Regions from separate parts of the Mus musculus genome. Here region 1 is linked to region 2. Evidence: chromatin contacts called from ENCODE Hi-C data. All regions are on one chromosome and are shown on one strand. The core of a region is the stretch at or near the end of the contact, and the rest is flanking DNA. Distances in the headings are between cores, read along the strand shown.

Region 1 (2,700 bases), core at 51-2,550, 150 kb before region 2:
AGAGAAACCCTGACTCAAAAAAACAAAACAAAACAAATGAAAAGCAAAACAAAACAGAAGGCTGGGGCATGGAGGAGAAAGGCCCCAAGGATAAAGTGTTACCTTTACCTGGCTTTAAGTATCTGACCTTGTGTATTGGGTGAACTGTGTGGCTGCTCTGTGTGTGGTAAAAACTACTTTCCGTCTCCTTTCCATACAGTCCTCTGTTGAGGTGAGGAGCAGGCTGGCCCACACTTAGAGTGCAGAGACAAGCTTCTTTTCCATGAAAGTGGAGTTTCTGCTTAAGTTGCCTGAAGTTGCTCTGCCCCGGAGATTTGTCTTTCTGGCCTTACCTGGCCTTACATTAGTAGATCGATTCATCGGTCATTTCACATTAGATGGATAACTTTGGGTTACCGTAACACCTTGTTCCTCAAATTCTTCTGGCGGTGGCTTCCTATCAATGCATATCATCTTTCTTTCTTCCTGTGTTCTTTTTTTAAGATTTATTAAATATTATTTATTATTATATGTAAGTACACTGTAGCTGTGTCTTTCAGATACACCAGAGAAGGGCGTCAGATTTCATTATGGATGTTGTGAGCCACTGTGAGCCACCATGTGGTTGCTGGGATTTGAACTCAGGACCTTTAGAAGAGCAGTCAGCGCTCTTAACCACTGAGCCATCTCTCCAGCCCCTCCTCTCATACTTTCTTTGTTTCTTGATGGCTAGCCTTCTACCTTGTTTGTCCAGCGGTTTCCCACCCCCTAGCCAGAATGCCCCTTTTCTGTTTCTGAGCCCCCAGTAGGGTGCCAGGCAACGAGGACAAGGTCGTGGCAATACTCCTGTGGGTGTCCCACTGACAGCAGGCAGGAAGGGGCTAGTGGAAGGCGGGGCTCAGTGTCTACGTGGTCCACAACCTCGGGTTAGGCAGTCGTGCGGGTCCCCGCTGGCGCAGCCACACCCACGCTCAGAAACGGTTTCTAGTGCCCTAGTTTCGGAACTACTCTGGACTGCAAAAGTCATCCGCGCTGAGGGGTTTTCCCGCGGAAAGTCCGATGGATCCCGCCCCGCCCATCTCTCCATCCCAGAGCAAGGAAGAAGAAAGAGCAAGTTCCCGGGTGGTCCACACCGTCGCCCGCAGCATCTCGGGGTGCACAGGAGGGGAAGAAGGCTCGTGCTTAGGTTCCCAGCAACCCGCAGCGTGGCGACCCCAGTCGGGACGGGAAGCTGCGCGCCTAGCCGAGGGCGTCCCCGGGGCGGGGCCCTGGTCCCCAGCTGTGCAGCCTCAGCGCGGCAGGGGCGGAGCCAGCAGCACCAGACGCGGCCCTGCGGCTCAGGGCTCGGACCCCGGCTGAGAAGCGCAGCCCGGGCCAGCAAGAAGCGGAGGGGGCAGAGCCGCGGGGACACGCCGCGGTGTCCTCCCGGCGTCCGGACGCTGGATCAGCGCCCCGCAGGATCACGGTTCGTTTTGTCCCGCGAGTCTGCTTAGCTCTCTAACTCTTTCGACATCGGGGACCCAGGTTCGGGGTTGGCTGGAGTGGTGGACCGCGCTGGCAGGGATGCTGCGCAGCTGCAGGTGGGTTTGGGGTGTGGTTCCCTCTGTGCCTCTAGGTACCTTCAGGACGAGGCTTTGGGTTTCTCACCTAGAGCCGAGAGCTTTTTTTTTTTTTTTTTTTTTTTTTTTTTTTTTTTTTTTTTTTTTATGTTTAAGAATATAATGCGTTATCAGAAGTGCTTCAGAAATGTAGACTGACTCTGAAGCTTCCTGAGGCAACTTCTGTTTTGAATTTTTGTTGTTTTTATTTAATGGAGGTGTTTTATTCAGTTCGGTCGCCACTTTCTCTAACACATCAGAATGGACACTTCTCCACTTGAACTTGACAGTATGACTCAGGAGCCAGGAAATACAGGAACACTGATACCGCGTTGAAACAGCTCCCACGGAGGATTTGGGGTAGTTTGTTTTAGGAAACCGATCTGATGGCTTTGCTTAGAGAACCACACCACGGAATTCTGTTGGCTTCTTTGGCTCCGCGAACATCAGCTGAGACCTGCGTTTTACTTCCTGTGACTCTCACACTTATTAGAGCCATTTCTCAGCAGAGGGAGGAGCTGTTGTTTCTACACGGGTATCCACAAATGAGTCACAAGTCTACTACAATTGCAAGGCTTTGTTAATACGCTTTTGAAAAGTGAGGTTGGATTCCTGTACTTTGAATAAGACCGAAGATTCAGTCTGGTACTGTCAAACTGGGGCAGGCGGCCTAGGAAGTAACTATTCAAGTTTTCAGTTTCCTAGAGCGCCTGATGGGACAACATGCCAGCTAGGGTCACTAGGCTGATCTGAGATAAACCCTTAAAATCATGTGCTTTCCCACAGAAGCTGAAGAGAAAATTAATTTCTTTATCCAATAACCATTTGGCTGTTGTTTTCACTAGTTGGTAGAAACTGGACATTTAATGAAGTGATTGTAAGTTACTCTGAAATTTAAAATATTTCAGAAAGTTTATTTTTACCAAATTAGTGCCTTAAAAAAAAACATATAGAAGCTTTTGAAGAAAGTAGATGGTTGCTGGAGCCAGACATTAAGATGCTGAGTCTCCCTGAGGCTGGATAAAGGCTCTAAGAAATAGACTTCCCTATCTAGGAGCTCAGTAGAGACAGGAATAACTGCATATCCTGGCTGAGCTGAGGTCAGCCTTAGACAGCAGTTGCA
Region 2 (2,700 bases), core at 53-2,552:
TTGATATCTGCAGGCAGGCTTGGAACCAACCCCTTTCAGATACTCAGGAGAATTGCATCCCAAGTAATGTCACTCTGATGAGAACATGAGAGGGAAGGCTGATCATGTGGCTCGTGGATAAAGCACTTGCCCCGCATGCCCAAGGCCCTAGCTTTGTAGGTAGAGTGCTCTGAGCCACCAGATGAACAAAGATGTGAGAAGGGAGTGTGGGGGCTTGGTGAGGCTGTGGGGTTCACGAGTACAGACTTGGGATCCGTCTTCTGCAGCTATGATATCCAAAGGAAGCTCCGGATATAAGGAAAGGGATTTTCCTTATCACTCATTTGAAGTTTAACCTGGACTTGACCTGGGAGGGAAACCAAACCTGGTCTGTGGGCTTCTTTCAGTCTTCTCTGATTCTGTTCACCACCCCTAAGCATGTCTGCTGCAGAAGGCATTGGGTTTCGTTCCAGGGAGATGCCTTGGGTCTTGCTTCTTTTTGATTTTTTTTTTTTTGATGTAACCTGTGTTTTCTGATATATGATTTCTCTTCTCTCATGGCAGGGGTTTAATTGGCAACACTTTGTTTCAGGCTGGGTGGGGACAGGGGCTATGAAACTCAGCACATGAAGTGATAGCAGAAATGAGGAGGGCTGAATGTCTAGCCTGGCACACTCAGGGTTAGTAACGACCAGCTCATCAGCATGAAGCGAAGCAGAGCACAGACATAGATAGAGCACTGTTTATGGATTCTTCTTCATTCATATGTGTGATCTCTGATGGAAGCATGGGCCAGAAACAGGACAGAATGGGAAGTCTGCACCAGATCTGTAGACTTGTTTGCACCATTGTTATCAACGTTAACTCCCTGTCAGGATCATTATTCCGTGGTTATGTAAAAGGCTCACATTATGGGAGGTGACATGAAAATTTTGTGTGCCATTTTTACAACTTATTTTAATGGGTGTAAGGTCATTTCAAGACAGTTTATAAGGACATGAAACAAAAGTGCTCATCACTTTCTATTTCGAGGCAGGCTATTATAAAGAGGTGAGAAGGCTATCAGAGAACAGTCTTATACCCACTGCTGTTAAGTAGAGATTGCCCGTTAGCAGGGCAGGGCGTTCGCTGGTCTTAGAAATCCGCAGGTGAAGTCAGGCGCTATTTCAGAGTCAGAAGGACACAGCGTACCGTACCGGACCTCTTTCTTTTCTTGACATGAATGAAAAGCAAAGCTATGGCTTCCGCTGAAGGGCAGTAAAGAAGAGCTGGCAGCCAAGGACAGTGCTGTGCTGAGTCTGATGGAGGAGCGCCAAGGCCCTCCCACTTGGTCACCCTGGTGTTGGGGTGTGGCTTGGCACTGGCTTTTACCTGGTGCTTGGCACTGTTAAGAGTGTAGGTTCATTAGTTTGGACTGACAGTCATAATATGATGTTCAAAGCCAAGAGGGTTTCCCCATAGCAGGATAAGGAGACTGTGTACCTTCTGTGGCTCAGTCAGCTGACCTGGGCTTGAAAGTTTGTGTGCTTTTATATTTGTGTATATGTTTACATATGTGTATATATTTGTGTGTGTGTTTGCATATAGGTGTATGTACACATGCCTGTGTTTATATTTATATATTTATGCATGTGTGTGTGTGTGTGATATGCTGGCTGTGTTTCTTCCATAGCGGATGGGTATCTGAATGTCTTTCCTTCTCTCCCCTGCTTTGCTGTGCTGCGTGTGTTTCAGCTGTTTATTTGTTCTTTATTCTCTTTCCACGCCATTCCTTTCTTTCCCTGCTGGTGAGAAGAGACCTAGTCTCACAGCCAGTTGCTTCGGGGCTATAATAGAGTTAGTGGTATGTACCAAATGTGATTACAGCTGTCTCAACACCAGATGAATGAGAGTGTGCATACCCTGGACAGATAATTCTGACAGAAATGGCCTATTGGTTTCACATGAGCTAGGACCGAGGCCACCGTGTAACCTATCAGAAGAACAGATCTGTGAGGAACAGGTTCCCACAGGCCCGAAGAGTTTTTGGGAAAGAGCCTGTCATGAGAGGTTTTTAGGAGTTCCTTCAGATAACCCTAGAGAACTGATGGTCACGTCATTTTTTCCCATTCTCAGGGGTTAGGGGTAGCCCCAGCGCTTTGCCCAAAGGTTGCTCCATCTTTCATCGGTCCTGCAGAGAAGCCAGGGTGGTGGCTAAATGGGCCGATGTGTGGCTTCTTTGCTTTCGAGCTTTGATGTCATTTCTATTTAGCTCAGTGAGATTGTTTTAGAAAATTTCCCACAGTGGAAAGTTCTCTTGGACATATGAAAGTTCAATGGTCACTTTCAAAATCAGCCATGTGCCAAGAAATAACTAAAACAATGGATTGCGTAGTGCAGCAGCCTTGGGACATGGAAAAATTTAAAAGATGTATGATTCATATTATTAATACAGGTTGTAAGACATGAGGCCTTGCGTTGGAAAACAGAAAAGGGCCTTTCTGTTTTTGTTGTTTATAATTTCTCTTTCTGGGTAAAATAATTATTCTTATTTTCTATGATGATTATTTTGCCTGTATGCATTCAGTGTTTGTGAAGGCCAGGAAAGGGTGTTTGCTCCCTTGGAAGTAGAGTTTTCGTGGTTGTGAGCTGCTATGTGGTTGCCAGTAACTGCACTTGGTTCCTCCCCAAGAGCAGTTAGGCCTCCTAACCACTGAGCCACCTCTCCAGCTCCAAGTGCTA

The links. Hi-C counts contacts between places; a loop is a spot of excess contacts on that map.
Region 1: a loop to region 2 is called in a map of T-helper 2 cell, with 2.0 times the contacts of the local background. The contact joins the promoter of Stx11 here to the enhancer-like site in region 2. A Hi-C loop is called at or near these places in 3 of 37 maps with a recorded cell type or tissue (T-helper 1 cell, T-helper 2 cell and regulatory T cell).

Annotation. Positions count from the first base shown.
Region 1 is chr10:12,962,859-12,965,558 of GRCm38, reverse strand. Stx11 (syntaxin 11) reads left to right here and starts at 1,300. Exons shown (of 3, transcript NM_029075.1): 1 at 1,300-1,559.
Region 2 is chr10:12,816,233-12,818,932 of GRCm38, reverse strand. The region is part of intron 1 of Utrn (utrophin); the gene reads left to right. Among named protein-coding and RNA genes, the nearest start is that of Utrn, 44 kb to the left of the region's middle. Within about 2 kb of position 1,302, at least 1 of the 3 ENCODE cell types and tissues checked has a DNase peak (open chromatin) inside an H3K27ac peak, as active enhancers do.